2 separate regions of the Homo sapiens genome follow, and region 1 is linked to region 2. Evidence: read pairs that join two places in POLR2A ChIA-PET (ENCODE). Cell type or tissue: Panc1. All regions are shown on one strand. Links, peaks and the distances in the headings refer to the core of each region. The heading gives the core; the rest is flanking DNA.

Region 1 (8,801 bases), core at 538-8,537, 130 kb after region 2:
TAAAGGTTTTTTGTTTTGTTTTGTTTTTTTAAATAGACAAGGTCTCACTCTGTCTCCTAGGCTGATGGCAAACTCCTGGTTTCTAGCCATCCTCCCACCTCAGCCTCCCAAAGTGCTGAGACAACAGGCATACACCACCATGCCCAGCTTAAGGATTTTTATTTTAAGTGACATATATTTTTAAGATCCCATTTCTATGTAGTCTATCAATCTTCTTTCTCTACTAATAATATGAAATTAGATAATCAAATGTTATCATTGATTATTTCTGGGCAGTGGATCTAGGGGAGAGTTTTAGATTTCTTTATTCTTTCTGGCAGTGTTTCTATAATAAATATGAATCATCTCTACTAAAAGCATTTATTTTAAGCCATAAAACATGTTACTTTTTAAACAAATAAAATAATTTAAATTGAAGACTAGTTCTAATTCATCTTCCCTCAGAATTATCAATACCTTTATTTTATAGTCTCAATTTTTCATATCAACCATGATTAAAATCTTTAAGTGCTGGCCGTAGAATGGCGTATGTCTACAAAACAAGCTGAAATATTAGCATGTGTCTAACCGTATGACCTTAACCTTTAAAAGTTATTTCTAGGAGGATAGGGGTGTGATTGACTCTTTTCAGATGGTTCATATAGTTCTAGATTTTCCATAGAACCCTAGAATTTGCTTACTAGGTACAATTCATTTTTCTTAAATAATCAGATGAAAATGAGACAGTACAAAAGGATAAAGTTTCCATCTATTCTATATTAGGACAAAAACAAAGTGGTAGCATTTAAACCCAAATAAGCAGTGTATATTAGCTACAGAAGTATAACCATCTACCAGTATACAATTTGCTGAACAGAAATTGATGACCTTTGTTCTAACATACTTATTCTATCCAGAGAAGTTTTTTTTTTGAAGGTTAATAAACTCTCCAGTTATATTAACGAAAGAACTGAGTACTTAGTTTGTTATTTAAAGGTCAACCAGTAGCATTTTACGTGCAGTTTAAATTCTTCAAAATCTGATAATAAAGATATCTCAACAAAGGATAGGCAATATTTCTTTTTTCCATTTAAAGTGGCCCTGCCCGTAGCAATGGGATAAAAGCAATATTAAATTCCTTCTTCCAGCCAACTTTGAAATTGTTTTTATGAAATTATAACAACTTTTAGAATTCACATTTTTCCATTTTTATGCATAAGGTAAAACTTACTAATATTTCTATGTCATATTACTTCTAGTTTACAGAATTGAGAGCTTCATAAAATGCAAAACACATCATTATCCTAATTCATTATCCTAATTAGAGTTGGTATAAGTGACATCACTACTTCTTTTTGTTTTTGTTTTTGTTTTTTTTTTTTGAGACAGAGTCTCACTCTGTTGCCCAGGCTGGGGTGCAGTGGCATGATTTCAGCTCACTGCAACCTCCACCTCCCAGGTTCAAGCGATCCTCCTGCTTCAGCCCCACTAGTAGCTGGGATTACAGGCATGCACACCATGCCTGGCTAATTTTTGTATTTTTAATAGAGACAGGGTTCCCATGCTGGCCAGTTGGTCTCGAACTCCTGACCTCAGGTGATCCACCCGCCTCTGTCTCCCAAAGTGCTGGGATTACAGGCGTGAGCCACCACACCCACCCAACATCACTAATTCTAAGTAGTTGTATGACTTTACTGCATCTCTAAAATGAGGACACATCTGTTCTTCATTAACTCACAGACATTGCTGAAAGGCACAAATGTGATATTCTGTATAAATATCCTTTATATCCTTATGATACAAAGAACTATATTATCTACAAAGAAGTATATTATCTATATAAATTTTGTATCAACTATACAAATACAGCACTATATTACCACTCCTTGTTCCTTTAAAACAATCCATTTGCATTACAGCAAGGCACTAATCAGTATTTCAGACTCGCAACCCTTTTGTAAGAACATTATTAGAATTATAAAGAAATGAAAGATGATGAAAAATAAGCTTCTGGAATTTTTATATTTTGGAGTTTTTTCACATCTTAATATCATGTAGATGCCAATTTGTGGACCTTAAGTAAGGTGACTTTAACAGTTTGACCGTAAGTCTAATAGATTAATAATTCTAACATGTCTAACTTAGGTACGACCTCAGCTCTTTACTATGTCTCTCTGGGCACGTTCAAGGTACAGGATGCCACAGGTATCATCAGAGTAGCATCGTGCAGCCCTGCAGTTCTCTCCTCTAGCTATTCCTCATGCCATATTGCTGCCACGTTTCTCTATGTTTTATTATACCCCAGTGCTCCTCCCCAGCCATTCATCCAGCAGTAATGATTCACCCCTGGCTTTCTGTGACCTCAGGAGTCTGTGTTCACTGCCACCAAGGCCACCTGGAGTTTCTTGCTGCTTTCAGTTATCTAATACTGTGTAACAAACCACCCAATAACTTAGTGACTTAAAATAATAATCATTTTATTATTTCCCACAAATCTGTTCACATGAAAATTCTGTTCTACATTGGTTTTCTTTAATCTTTCTCATGTTTTAATAACATGGAAAACTTGTATTGTTTGGAATTATTTATTTATTTTCTGACACAGGGTCTCGCTGTGTTGCCCAGGCTAAAGTACAGTGGCACAGTCATGACTCACTACAGCCACCATCTCCTGGGCTCAAGCCATCCTTCTGACTCAAACTGCCAAGTAGCTGGGATTACAGACTTGCACCACCATGCCCCATTAAGTTTTTTTTTTTTTTTTTTAGAGACAAGGTCTAACTATTGTGTTTTAAAACCATAAAAGCAAGTCAAAGAACTGTCAGAATATTTAGCAGTTTGTCCATTTCTTTTGTCACATTTTCATTTTCTAGTCTCAACTTACGTAAATTGTGTGTACAGAAGATTCAGTTCTGCCTTCCTATCCACAGTAAAGAAAGGGATTTTTTTCTTTTATTCTTTCTGCAAGTATTTATTGAATACCTACTACGTATCAGGCCTGGGGATGCAGAGCTAAGCATGACACAGTTTCCGTTTTAAAGCAATACCCAACACAGAGACCACAAACGGGAAAGTCAGTGAACATAATATCGTCTGATGACAGTAATACTAGTAATACTTACAAAATGTGTACCGTGTGCCTGGCATTATTATATGGTTTAACTCATTTAATGTTCACAGCAAGATGTGTACTATTATTGTTACGTTTTTAGAGAAAAGCAAACAGACACAGAAAGGTTAACAACTTGCCCAAAGTCACACTGCTACTTCAAGTATGTACAAAATGTTATGAGAACATGGAGAAAGGGTTCCTCACCTAGAGGAGGCAAAGATATTTTCCCAGAGAAAATGAACTTTCAATTTCATCTTTGAAATTATCTTCCTTGTAAAAAGGCCCCAGTCAGAGAGAACAAAATATGCCAAGGCAGAAAAAAATAATATGACTCTCTTCAGAAATCAAGCAGTTCAATATCAGTGGGGCACAGAGATGCAAAAGATAAAACTGGAGAAGTCAAAGGAGTTAGATCAATTTGGTCTAACCTGCATAGCCTATGAGGGGATTTTTCTTTAATGAGAAAGCAAGGAAAGGTTGTTGAAATATTTTAAGTGATGATTGATATTAACAGGGGGTGTAAGGAAAGTGAATGAGGGCAGACAGTTCCCATGAAAAATAAGAAAGGTCAGAATTAAGGCTGAAGTGAGTATTTGGGACATGGGAACAGATATGAAAGAGATTTAGGGGAGGTGGGAGAATTTGACAAAACTTGACGATTGGGTGTGAGGAGGAGGAAGGAATTTCAGATTTCTGGCTTGGATCCTTGAGTGGGAGGTGTCAAACATGAGAGGAAGAAAAGGTTTAGAGAAGGAATGATGAGCTTAAACAACAGCAAGTGTGTTGTTGGGGAAAGGGTGAACAGAGCACTTTAGATAAGGAAGGTACACAGAAGCAGATGGGATGTTAGGGCAATGCTTTCATTTTAATTTGGATACTGGGTTTGCATGTGTTCATTTTGTTGTTAGACTTCATAACTTGCACATATTACATATATTTTCTAGTATGGATAATATGTAGTAAGTTTTTAAAGTAACATTTGGTAAAACTGCTATTGGAAAAAAATACCCTATGTTAAGATTTTGAGAAGACGACCCAATTCTCCCCGTATGTATATGCATTAGGGATTAGTTAAATGTCACCAAAGCAAAGACTATTTGATTTATATAGCTCTTCTTCATATGTTAAAAATGCAAAATACAAAGGAACAGTGATTTCTATGACCAGCAGAAAAAGTTATCATCTGCAACTCTGGGGTATTTATTGTGATTAGATTAATTTCTGTGGCTATCTTATTTTTTAATAAATACAAAGAAGACAGAATTAGCTATTTGAAGCAAATGAAAAACTTTGCTTTTTAAATTGTTTGTGGTGATTATGGGTACTTGTTTCTTTGTTTTAAATTTAATTTTTAAAATTTACATAATATATTTAGACATACATATAACATACAGTGAACAGATTAATGTAATTAGCATACCCATCATCTCAAATGTTTACCATTTATTTGTGCTGGGAATATTCAATATTCTGGTTCTACCTATTTGAAACTGTGTATTACTGTTAACTATAGCCATCCTACAGCGTTATAGAACATTTGAACTTCTTTTTATTTATTTATTTTTTTTGATGGAGTCTCGCTCTGTTGCCAGGCTGGAGTGCAGTGGTGCGGTCTCGGCTCACTGCAACCTCCGCCTCCCAAGTTCAAGTGATTCTTCTGCCTCCGCCTCCCAAATAGCTGGGACTACAGGCACCCGCCACCATGCCCAGCTAATTTTTGCATTTTTAGTAGAGACAGGGTTTCACCACGTTGGCCAGGATGGTCTCGATCTCTTGACCTCGTGATCCACCCACCTCGGCCTCCCAAAGTGCTAGGATTATAGGCATGAGCCACTGCGCCTGGCCAACTTCTGTTTTTTTTTTTTTTTTTTTTTTTTTGAGATGGAGTCTTGCTCTGTTGCCCACGCTGGAGTGCAGTGGCACGATCTCAGCTCACTGCAACCTCTGCCTCCGGGGTTCGAGTGATTCTTACAGGCGTAAGCCACTGCGCCCAGCCTCATCTTCTTTATGGTGTTACATTTCTGTTGAAGGTAAAACATTTTGTTTGGAATCAAATTTTCATTTAGTCTCGGGGTAACTTGCAATTTTAAATAAGGTAGTTGGGGAAAGCCTCTGAGAAGTGGATATTTGAACAGAGTTAAAGGTGAAGGCATTAGCCACACAGATTCTGGGGAAGAGTGTCCCAGGAAGGAAGCCAACCGGGTGTAAACCCTAAGTCAGGTCTGTACTCATCACATGGAGGTCAATGTGGCTGGAGCAGAGTAGTGTGACCAGAGGTGTAGGCCATTGTTAAAGACACTGGAACTGGCTCTGAGTGAGGTGGGAAGCTGTTGGAGGGTTCTGAGCAGAGAAGTGATATTATCAGATTTTGTGTTTTAAAAGCTCTACTACAGAGAACAGCCTGTATCGAAGCAAAGATGGAAGCTTGGAAACGAGTTAAGAGGCTGTATTAATAAACCAGCGAGTAGTGGTGAGTAGTGGGTGGTGACTTGGACCAGGCTGGTAGCAGTGGTCAGATGCTAGATTCATTTTAAAGATAGAACCCATAGGATTGTTTGACAGATTGGCTGTGAATATTCAAAGTGAAGAAACCTCATGAGTTCATGAAGTAGGGAGTAAGTATACCTAGAGAAGAGAAGAAAATGGACAAGTTATTTATAAAATGTATATGGAAATGCAGAGGGCCAAGAATAGTCAAGACAATCTTGAAGTAGAAGAGCAAAGAACAAAATACTGGGATGCCGTATAGATATTAGTAGTGGAATAAGTTACTTATATCAAGATTGATTATAAAGCTACAGTAATTACAACAACATGGTATTGGGTCAAAGATGGACACATAGATCAATAAAAAACACAGAGTCTAGAAAGTGACCCATACATATATAGGCATTTGTCTTATCACAAAGGTAGCACTACACAGCATTGGGGAAAGATGGCTATTCGCAATTATGATTGTATGCCAATTGGATATCCATCACTTGCAGAATCATAGTCACCTATCTCAGACCAAACACAAAAAATAAATTCCAGTTGGATCACAGATAAAAATAAAACAGTAAAGCTTCTCAAAGATAATATAGAAAACTTCTTCGTGACTTTTTTTTTTTTTGAGACAGAGTTTCACTCTTTCACCCAGGCTGGAGTGCAGTGGTGCAATCTCAGCTCACTACAACCTCCGCCTCTCAGTTTCAAGCAATTCTCCTGCCTCAGCCTCCCAAGTAGCTGGGATTACAGGCGCCCGCCACCATGCCCAGCTAATTTTTGTATTTTTAGTAGAGGCGGGGTTTCACCATGTTGGCCAGGCTGATCTCAAACTCCTGACCTCGTGATCTGCCTGCCTCAGCCTCCCAAAGTGCTGGGATTACAGGCGTGAGCCACCATGCCTGGCCAATTCTTCACGACTTTAAGATAACCAAAAACAACCTTAAACATGATACAGAAAAGCATTAATCATGAAAGAAAAGGCTGATAATGACAAATGGGAAAACACTAAAATTAAGCACTTCTCTTCATCAAAGACACCATTGAGAGTGAAAAAAGAAGCCAAAATGGGAGAAAATCACATGTAAATGCAAAAAATGGCTCATATTCAAAATATACAAAGAAAAATGGACAAGATACTTCACACCAAAAAAGGGGTGGGGTGCATGCAAGTAGCCAAGAAACATAGGAAAAGGTGCTCTCACTTCTTTTCCTGGAGTGGTGGCAACATTATGTAATGCTGGACCACATTTCTATCCTCTTTTTATATCTTTGGGGAAAAAACTAGAGATTCCTGGGCCTTTATTTGTACCATCACACCTTTAGGATTGCATAGGAATCAAGATTGTTCAAATTTAGCCTAAAATGTGAATGGTTGTACATTTAAAGAGAATAAAAATGTATTCTTGAAGATGAGATTACTATTTTAAGAAAAGCTCTTCTACCATTTGCATCAGATAATATTGGGCACACTCACACTCATGCATAACCTCTTTATTAAGAGTTGGATGCCTCAGCCTTGCAGCTAAAACCTGTGGAATGGAGAATGAGGTCAGAAAAATACCACTACAAACACTAACAACTCATATTTTAAAAGAAATATCACCAGGGAAGGAGAACACTGAGACAATTCTGTACAAAGAATGCCTATTTTCTTCTAATGCTTCAAAATCTATTTTGACGTTTTTCCCAAGGATGTAACCTAAAGGTAGAGGCTGCCCTGAGTGTCACTTATTGATTGTCATAAGAAGATTTTCATGAGATGGCACTGGGATCCAAGGTAACCAGCCTGTGTTCAGCGGGGACTGGAAGTGATAAGGATAGAAAAGCATCTGTGTTTAGAATGCTCCAATGAGCAATCAGCACTCTCCTGAGATGACCCTTTACTGTTGCTAGGCACTCATTTCTGTTTCTGGAGTGGGTGGCAACATTATGTAATGCTGTACCACATTTCCATTCTCTTTATATATCTTTGGGGAAAGAATTAGAGCTTCCTGAGTTTTTATTTTGTGCTATTAAATCTTTAGAATTGAATAGAAATTGAGATTGTTCAAATTTGGCCTAAAAATTGAATGATGGTACATTTAAAGAAAAAAAAATCTATTCTTGAACATGCAATTACCATTTAAAGAAGAGCTTTTTTACCATAAGCATCAAAGAACATTAGACACTCCCCTGCATAAGCAGTAGTTTAGGTGCTTAATTTACATAATTCACATCAAGTATAGGGAACTCCTATACCTCTGTTTTATTTATCTATTCCCAGAAGTGCCTAATGAGAAACTGATTTTCTTTTATGGATATTTCTGATTGTCCTTTTTTAGAACAAAGCTGCTGAAAATTTAAAGATCAGGTTTTAGGGTTTTATTTTCAGCAAAATGAACAAAAATGTAACTGCGATGGGCCCTCCCATTGAAAAAAAAAATGCTAGCTAAAATATTTATTTAATTACGCTTTCTCAATGCACCAGTCAGGGAAGCCATTCAGACCACGAGTTTTTGTATAAACAAAATGATAATCAAATACTACTTGATAACATGGTCAACCAAAAACTTTAGAACCAATGAATATTGTATAAAGAATATACTACTGTTACATGTAAGTTCTCAGAACTGGAAATGTTTGATGGTGATCTCTTGTAAGAGTCAAAATAAGTGCCCTTTGAGTTTTTTTTTTTTAAATGCACCATTGAGTTTATTAAAAAGTACAGCTTACTCAGAGGCCAGAGGCCAAGAAAGGTAAAGAGAGAACTAAAGCCACCTTTCACCTAAGGACATTTCCTGAAACCTGATAACCTTGACATTTTGGTTTTCATGTTCTCATGGGGCATGTTGGGCAAAAAGCAACACCAAGGACTGACCTAGTGTAGGTAGTCTAATAGCATAAAGCTAGAAACCAAAGAAATAAAGAACTATGTCTCATTTATTCCATAGAAGGCAGAGGTGTGGAGTGGGGAGAGAGATAAAGAAAGAACAGCCAGGTGTGGTGGCTCATGCCTGTAATCCCAACACTTTCGGAGGCCACGGCTGGTGGATGACTTGAGCCCAGGAGTTGGAGACCAGCCTGGATAACATAGTGAGACCCCATCTTTACAAAAAATTTGAAAGTTAGCTAGCCATGGTGGCCCTCGCCTGTCATCCTAGTTGTTCAGGAGGCTGAGGCAGGAGGATCCCTTGAGCCCAGATTTTGAGGCTGCAATAAGCTGTGATGACACCACTGTACTCCA
Region 2 (8,801 bases), core at 232-8,231:
GTTTTCATAATACCCCACACTACACTAACTGTTCCAAATTACTTCTTTCTAGGCCCAAGAGAACTCCAGAGCTCTAATGGAGAAAAGTAGATAAGAGCCGTATCTTCCAACAGCAAACAATCCTAAGCATTTTCAGGTCTTAAGCACTAATCAACTTTCAGTCAACATTAAAACTACTTTTCACTGTTGAAACCATGGAGAAAGACAAGTAAATCTTGTTACTAATCAGTCTATGTCCCATTTAATGAAGAAGTTTTGGACTTTTGGTCCTCAGAGCAATGAAAGAATAAACTTCTGTTGTTTCCATCCACCAAATTTGTTGTGATGTTATGGCAGCCCTAGGAATCTAATATATTAAGTTTCACAGATATTATACTGAGTGTAAAAAGCCACTGAATGATTCCAGTTATATTAAGTTCAACAACAGGAAAATCTCATCTTTGGTGATAGAACTGAGATCAGTGGAACAGAGGGGCGGTATAGACTGGGTAGAGGTACCAGGTTAACTACAGTGAGTGAGAAACATGGTAGTTACATGAGTAGATACAAATGTGTCACTGATTTTTTTTTTTTTTTTTTTTTTTGAGACGGAGTCTCGCTCTTGTCACCCAGGCTGGAGTAGGTGGCCCAATCTTGGCTCACTGCAACCTCCGCCTCCCGGGGTCAAGCGATTCTCCTGCCTCAGCCTCCTGAATAGCTGGGATTACAGGTGCCCACCACCATGTCCGGCTAATTTTTGTACTTTTAGTAGAAACGAGTTTTCACCATGTTGGTCAGGCTGGTCTCGAACTCCTGACCTCAGGTGATCCGCCTGCCTGGGCCTCCCAGAGTGCTGGGATTACAGGCGTGAGCCACCACACTCGGCCTGATTTTTTTTTTTTTTTTTTTGAGGCGGAGTGTTACTCTGTTGTCCAGGCTGGAGTGCAGTGGCACAACTTTGGCTCACTGTAACCTCCAACTCCTGGGTTCAAGTGATTCTCCTGCCTCAGCCTCCTAAGTAGCTGGGACTACAGGTGCGTGCCACCATGCCCAGCTAAGTTTTTGTATTTTTAGTAGAGACAGGGTTTCACCATGTTAGCCAGTATGGCCTCGATCTCCTGACCTCATGATCCCACCTACCTTGGCCTCCCAAAGTGCTGGGATTACAGGCGTAAGCCACAGCGCCTGGCCCAATTTTTTTTTTTTTTTTTTTTTTTAAATAGAGACAAGATCTTGGCCATGTTGCCCAGACTGCTCTTGAACTCCTGAGAACTCCTGAGCTCCAGCTATTTGCCCACCTCAGCCTCCCAAAGTGCTGGGATTACAGGCTTGAACCACCATGCCCAGCCAAAAATGTGTTTTTTAAAAACATGAAGAGCTATGTACAACTGACCCTGGAACAATTCAGGGGTTGGGACTGAGGACAGCCCGCCCAGTCGAAAAGCTGAATGTAATTTTTGACTCCCCATAAAATTAACTGGTAATAGCCTACTGTTGACCGGAAGTCTTAACAATGACATAAAGTCAATTAACAAATATTTTGTATGTCTATTATATACTGTATTCTTACAGTAAAGTAAGCTAGAGAAGTTATTATGAGCAAGAGAAAATACATTTACAGTACTGTACTTATTGATTCCTAAATTTCTGTTCTATGGTATCATTCGAAGTTTGCGAGATTGCACTAAACAACATTAAAAATTATGCAAGGACTGCGAGAGATCATTTCTTATTGCAATATGGTATTTAGTGGAGAGGTCAACTACTCACATGGAGATGTCAGCATCACACTGAGTTTTAAGCAGACATTCGCAACATTTGAGTTCAACACAGTAAAAACAGGAGGTGGCTAAAAACCTATCACAGCATGTACTAAAGTTAATTTTATGTAGTTATGAGTTAATACTGCATCTTTATGTTTGTTTATATTTCTCTCTACTGTAAATAGTGCCATGTCACGTCTCTGTGTGGGTAAAGTTCTGATATTTTAACTTTTTAAATAGATTTGTGTATATTTTATGGTAGCAAATGATAAAACTAAGATGTACATATATTTTATGCATTTATGACATACCTAACATTTTCTAAATTTTTAAAAATATTTCTAGGCTACATGGTTCATCTATGAGTTTTTTCAAATTGCTGCAAATCTCTAAAATATTTTGCAATATATTTATTTAAAAGTATCTGCATATAAATTGACTCTCAAAGTTCAAACCCACATTGTTCAAGTGTCAACTGCACAGAAGAATAGTGTATACGAGGGATGATATTGATTTAATTAAAATAAATAAGAAAAAGCCGAAACACAAAAATAGAGTATATCAAAACAATACCACAAAGTAGTTGCTAAATAAATTCCTATTGAAAGACTAAGCAGTTCAGTGTTACCTTAAGACAAGCCATTTTAATCAGGCAGACAAAGATATACAACACAATTTATAAATTTTAGAATGGTCTCATCTACAAAAGCGTATGTATATGTGTGTTATCTCTTAAAGAGGTAACAGGAAAAGAGGTCAAAGACAAGCAACCTTCATTATTTTGATGAGACAGAACTGTTTGGACTTTACCTGGTCTGCTGTTGAGTATCAAAAGAGGTTATTACTCTCTTTATGTTTTGCTACCTTAAATATATGGTATTCATGATAAATTTACCTCTGTTAAATAACATTCTTAAAATTTATGACATATTATAGTTTAATATGTGTAGATTTTAAGACAGGTTTTCTGAGCAGAATTACAAAATAGAGACATAATCTCATATTGGAGGAAAATTGTGGGCAACTACTGGGAAGGAGGAAGTCTTAGATTTATTCAGTAAAATAGTTTGCTAAACTTCTTTCTGGTGGGGGAAAGATTCTTCATAGCTATCTTATGCTGCCAGGTAACTTTTCTTCCGTTTAGCTGAGACAAAAAACGGTTATCAAGCGATAAGATAATGAAAAAGTATTTTTTTCCTTGATAAGAAATACTAGAAATCTAAATAAAGCAAATATTTTAACTTTAGGAAGTATTTTAACTTTTCTCCCTGGATTTTTCTGTCAATTCAGATTATAAGCTGAATGAAAGAGTCAAAAATGTTTGTGGTAAAAATTAGAGAATTTCAAAATTGCTAACACTGAAAAATACCAGATAAACCAAAGATAAAAGGTTCCTTGATTCTATTTAAATGTGAAAAAGAACCATAGTGAAGAGTAACTGATACTGAAAGAATGAAAAATACCTACTTTTACAAAGACATTTGGATTTCTTAAAAGTATGCTATCAATACTTTTTTTTTTTTTTTTTTTGACACGGAGTCTTGCACTGTCGACCAGGCTGGAGTGCAGTGGTGCGATCTTGGCTCACTGCAAGCCCCACCTCCTGGGTTCATGCCATTCTCCTGCCTCAGCCTCCCGAGTAGCTGGGACTGCAGGTGTCCGCCAACACGCCCAGCTAATTTTTTGTATTTTTAGTACAGACAGGGTTTTACTGTGTTAACCAGGATGGTCTCGATCTCCTGACCTCGTGATCTGCCTGCCTCGGCCTCCCAAAGTGCTGGGATCACAGGCATGAGCCACGCACCCAGCCAATACTGTGTATTTTCTAGTATTAAACACTAAGAAAACTGAATCTACTAAACATTCTTAGTAAACAGTTTCTCTTTTTTTAACCTTAAAATGTATATTTTAGTCTGTGTATTATATATTCTCATTTAAAAATATCAATTTAGAGATCTCAAGTCTAACCAGAATCACCATAAGGCCAGAGTTTGTTCCCCGTAATTTTCTCAACTCTCATAATGTGAGCACCGTGCTCAAAAGGTAACTGTGATTCCAGTTACTGACATACAAGAAAAATCGAGATGCAAGAAAATCAGCCTATCAAAATATATATTAAAAATTTATTCTGCTCCGGGCACAGTAGATGATGCCTGTAATCCCAACACTTTGGGAGGCTGAGGAGGGTGAATCACTTGAGGTCAGGAATTCAAGACCAGCCTGGCCAACATGGTGAAACTTCATCTTTCTTTGCTAAAAATAACAACAACAACAACAACAAAACTCACCGGTTGTGGTGGCAGGTGCCTGTAGACCCAGCTACTCGGGTGGCTGAGACAGGAGAATCACTTGAACCCAGGAGGCAGAGGCTGCAGTGAGCTGAGATCAGGCCACTGCACTCCAGCCTGGGCGATACAGCAAGACTCTATCTCAAAAAAAAAAAAAAATTATTCCAACACTAGAGAAAAAAAAAAAACTGTCCTGGATGAACTGACAAACAATAGGTTGGTATTCCCAACAAGGCCTTAAAAGTGAACTGAATTTAAGTGCATTTTTGCTTTATGTGCTGTGCCAACTTTGCAATTTAATCCTCTTCAGGATACAACTCCACTGACTCTGGAAGTGACTAAATGTTAACAGTATGACTTTGTGTAAACATATAGTTACTTAGAAAACCCCACTTAAGAATAAAATTTTTCCTTATATAAAATGACTTTACTATTAATATATAATATCACAGGTACTACGTATCAGATATACCTCATTATGATTAAATCTTTAAATTTTAGTGTCATTATTCATTTAAAAGCTGCCAGTTTACTAAATTATATAACCCTTCTCCATCTAATAAAACCTTATCAGAAAGTACCAATATGAAAGATTAACTATTATGTGATATTAATAAACAGTTATCAATTATGCTTCCTTCAAAGCTTTTATATATCAAAATATGAAACTAGTTCTCACTTGTAATATAACTGGTATTACAAACCATTAGTTCAATTCATGTGGATTCAGCAAAACTTTATTATAGGTGTTTGATTTTTAAATTTTAATTTAGCATATTCTTAGAACTACTGATACTGAACATGACCTTTAAAAAAATCTTTTTATTTTTGTAAGGTGATAGGTACACACAGCCAAAACTTTCAATCATAATCCTCTGGAAGAACTAATTCAGTATATAAACCTAAGACATACAAAACAGTTACAAAACTGTAAAATGAAACTATGTAAGATCATGTTCCTTAAATTTTCCTTAAAATCGTCTCATAACCTAACACAATGAAAAACAACTGCAATGCCCTACAGAAAATAAGCACCTGCAGAAAAAGATACAGTCTGGCAACTGCTGATACTATCAATTCATCACTTCATTCTTAAACATTAAGGCAACTCCTTCCCCTTCCTGTACGCTCAATCCATGAAGTTGAAGAAAACAGAGCTTACAGTGTTTTTGCTGAACTCCCACAACTACACAGCTGAACCCCCACAACTACACAGCTGAACCCATTTCATTCTCTAAAGAAATACTGTCCTTCAGAGAAGAGGCTTTAAAGTGGATTCATGCAGTATCCTGCCCTTAGCGAGAAGTTCCAGATAGGATAACTTCTCTGTGATGCATTTAACCCCTATCAAAAAGCCTCTATTAAAAAATAAAAAAGCCAACCAAAGACGATACTTGCGATTAAATAACACTAAAATAAGAGAAACTTATAACAGTGTTTAAATTGTTATACATGATCATGGAAAACATGATCATGGAAAAAATAACACACATCAAACCCTAATAACAATTAACTACATAGCCGAAGACATTTTAAATCTCAAAGTAACACATAATTCACAAAACAATCAGCATTTATCTTAGTTTTTTTTTTTTAATAATAAACATTTAAAAGTCAGCTGAATTGCAATCCGTAATTGCAGGAAAAATCTATCTCATTTTATGCATGTTTTTCAATGTATTCTTAATATTTTAGAGAGCATGTGATATTATAAAAAAATAATTTAAACATTTCTTTGGCATGTTACTAAAGCATGAAAGGCCTGTCAAGTAACAAGGGGAAAACTGTCTTTTTGGCTGATCATGCTGTGCTGGCAATTTCTCAAACATCTGCTAAAGGTCAGATTTCCACTGCATGGAACCAATCAATGGAATTATACAATTCTCCTACCACTTTAAGAAGCTAAACAAAGAACACTATTTTACATAAGTAATGAAATATAACTTAGCTTTGTAATAAATTGTAGCAAAGCCACCCCCTTATCACAGAATTCACACATTTTAAAAATGCTTACAAAATTCTATTTGCTAAATTTTAACCTGTTTACTGTATTCATCAAATATGTATACAAAACTCTAATTTTCCTTTGGTAAAAACTAAACAATTGATTTTTCAATTTCACACTGCAAAAAGTGCTGCATGTTCAAATAAAATTTTAAGGATGATTTTAACAATAAATATTTATCATTTACTAGTCTGAAAACATCTAACAGTGGGTCACTAAGAATACAGAATCACTTTGCAACTAATTCACATTACTAGGTGACTGAGTTTACACAAGAAGTTACATTGTTAAAACTAAACTTGTCACAGGATCATACTGATTTCTCTGTGATCAAAGTCACTGACGGCACCTACTTTGAAAAAATTTTTTACCCAAACCATCTTGAAAATATTTCACAGCCTACAACTCAGGAAACTTGCCCAATTATTTAAACAAGTAATTGAATGCAACCGGTTATCAAAGAATTGGAAGTTAAATATGTTAAGAAGCATGCTCAATGTACATACATAGATGACGTACTACTATATTGGGTTTTTAAAAGCAGAAATTAAATTAAAGCTCAACTTAAAATGCTTTTTCCTTCAAAGTACCACCCTATGTAGTTAAATACTCAAATTGCTACCAAACTTTTAGTATGTATATTATGGCTATAAAGTGATGATAAAGATTTAAAATATGCCCCTTTTTATAAGCCTGCCCAATTACAAATGAACAATTTTAAATTCTGGATTAAAACACTTTGCCCAATGGCCCTCATAAAATTAGTGGGCAAAATCTGAAAAATCAAGTGACTACACAGACTTGTTAAAAAGCTTAATGTTAACATTTTGATAACACAGTAATCTTGTGCCTCATTTAAAAATATGGTGAAACTGACTAGGAAATGGATGGATACAACTGTCTCTGTGATTATGCTATATTCTACAGAAGTTCCATCATATTGTATATGTTAAATATTTCCTTCCAAACAATGAAAAAATAGAGAATTTACTTCTAATGAAACTTGTATTAAGAAAGTTAGGTCCTAAACAATCCACTCCCTTAAGGAACACTGCAAGGCAACTGGAATAAGCCAGTTATTGTCAACAATTAGACTGGTATCATTTTCCTGTGTAACATAGACAAGTTTTTATTTTTCAACGAACTCAACTATTTCAGGTCATAATTTTGCTCTAATAAACCTAATGACTTTATAGAGGCTTAAAACTTAATTCTAAAGAAAGATCAACATTGAGACTGCATTAAATATTTTCCAAAAATATTCTCATCATAGAAAGATAAATAACCTTTAGCTTTTAAGGGGCCTAAATCAAAATCATATTCTGTTTTATTGTGTTACAGCAGTAGCTCAATAATTTAGGTATGCATCAGAACCTAATTGAGGGCTTTTAAAGCAAACTGCTTAGCCATACTACTATAGTTTCTCATTCAGAAGATCTGAGGCAGGATCAGATAATTTGCATTTCAAACAAAATCCCAAGTAATGCCAATGCTACCTGGTCTGGGGACCACACTTTAAAAATTACCATACTATAGAATACTTATAAAATGCATCCTGACAAAATATCTCATCTATCCTGCATACAGTTTTGAAATTAATCTTCCCTTTAACCACATTTAAGAGGCACTAAGTGGTTATTCAGAAATTATCCCATGATTTTCCACTGCCACTAACATCCAAATTTATTATGTCTGGTACTGAAGGTACAACAAATAAAACAATTAGATTTAATCTCAATTTTCCTTTATGGCTCAAAGGAAAGGATACCTTCACAATTTTTTCTTAAAGCCATGCCAAAACCAGTTAATATTTTCTATGCACTTATGTATCAGACATTATCAGGTGCTGAGTTACAAACAATAAAAGGCTTACAGCAGAGAAATACTAAAAATAAATTTAAAAGGCCACCCTACTGAAAGGACAGACATATAAACAAATAATTAAAATATCATGTGGGGGGGGTTTCTGCTTCCCGTATATTTGAGAACAGCATCAAACATTCCCATGACCATTAAAAATCTAGATAAGGGGCCTGGCATGGTGGTTCATGCCTGTAATCCCAGCATTTTGGGAGGCCGAGGCAGGGGATCACGAGGTCAGGAGTTCGAGACCAGCCTGGCCAATATAGTGAAACTCTGTCTGTACCAAAAATACAAAAATTAGCCAGGCATGGTGGCACGCGCCTGTAGCCCCAGCTACTCAGAAGGCTGAGGCAGGAGAATCGCCTGAACCCAGGAGACGGAGGTGGCAGTGAGCCAAGATCACACCACTGCACTCCAACCTGGGCAACAGAGTGAGACTCCATCTCAAAAAAAAAAAAAAAAATCTAGATAAGGACCAGACACAGTGACTCCTGTCTGTAATCCTAGTACTTTGGGAGGCCGAGGAGGGTCAATCACCTGAGGTCAGGAGTTCGAGACCAGCCTGACCAACATGGTGAAACCTCATCTCTACTAAAAAATACAAAAATTAGCTGGGCATGGTGGCAGGCGCCTGTAATTCCAGCTACTCGAGAGTCTGAGGCAGGAGAATGGCTTGAACCCAGGAGGCGGAGGTTGCAGTAAGCCAAGATCACACCATTGCACTCCAGCCTGGGCGACAGAGCAAGACTCTGTCTCGAAAAAAAATATATATATAGATAAGATATACTTTAAGTTTGGGGGTTTTAAGCCATGTACTAATAAAACAGACAAGAACTACTGAGCCAAGACCTGAAAAGGTGAGAAACCCAGGGAGAGAAATAAGCAAAGCACTGTCAGCTACTT

Evidence for each region. Peaks named below come from ENCODE experiments on the same cell type or tissue, not always from the same donor. Only the 100,000 strongest peaks of a DNase experiment are listed, where the experiment ranks them.
Region 1: POLR2A ChIA-PET joins it to region 2 with 5 read pairs; 2 of 35 experiments call an interaction of 5 or more read pairs at or near these places.

What each region holds. Positions count from the first base shown.
Region 1 is chr10:63,540,737-63,549,537 of GRCh38, forward strand. All of the region lies in intron 1 of REEP3 (receptor accessory protein 3), which reads left to right. Among named protein-coding and RNA genes, the nearest start is that of REEP3, 24 kb to the left of the region's middle. In Panc1, for the core only: no CTCF peak of the experiment used is centred there; no DNase peak of the experiment used is centred there; H3K27ac peaks cover 1,244 bases.
Region 2 is chr10:63,410,733-63,419,533 of GRCh38, forward strand. All of the region lies in intron 1 of JMJD1C (jumonji domain containing 1C), which reads right to left. Among named protein-coding and RNA genes, the nearest start is that of JMJD1C-AS2, 15 kb to the right of the region's middle. In Panc1, for the core only: no CTCF peak of the experiment used is centred there; no DNase peak of the experiment used is centred there; H3K27ac peaks cover 779 bases.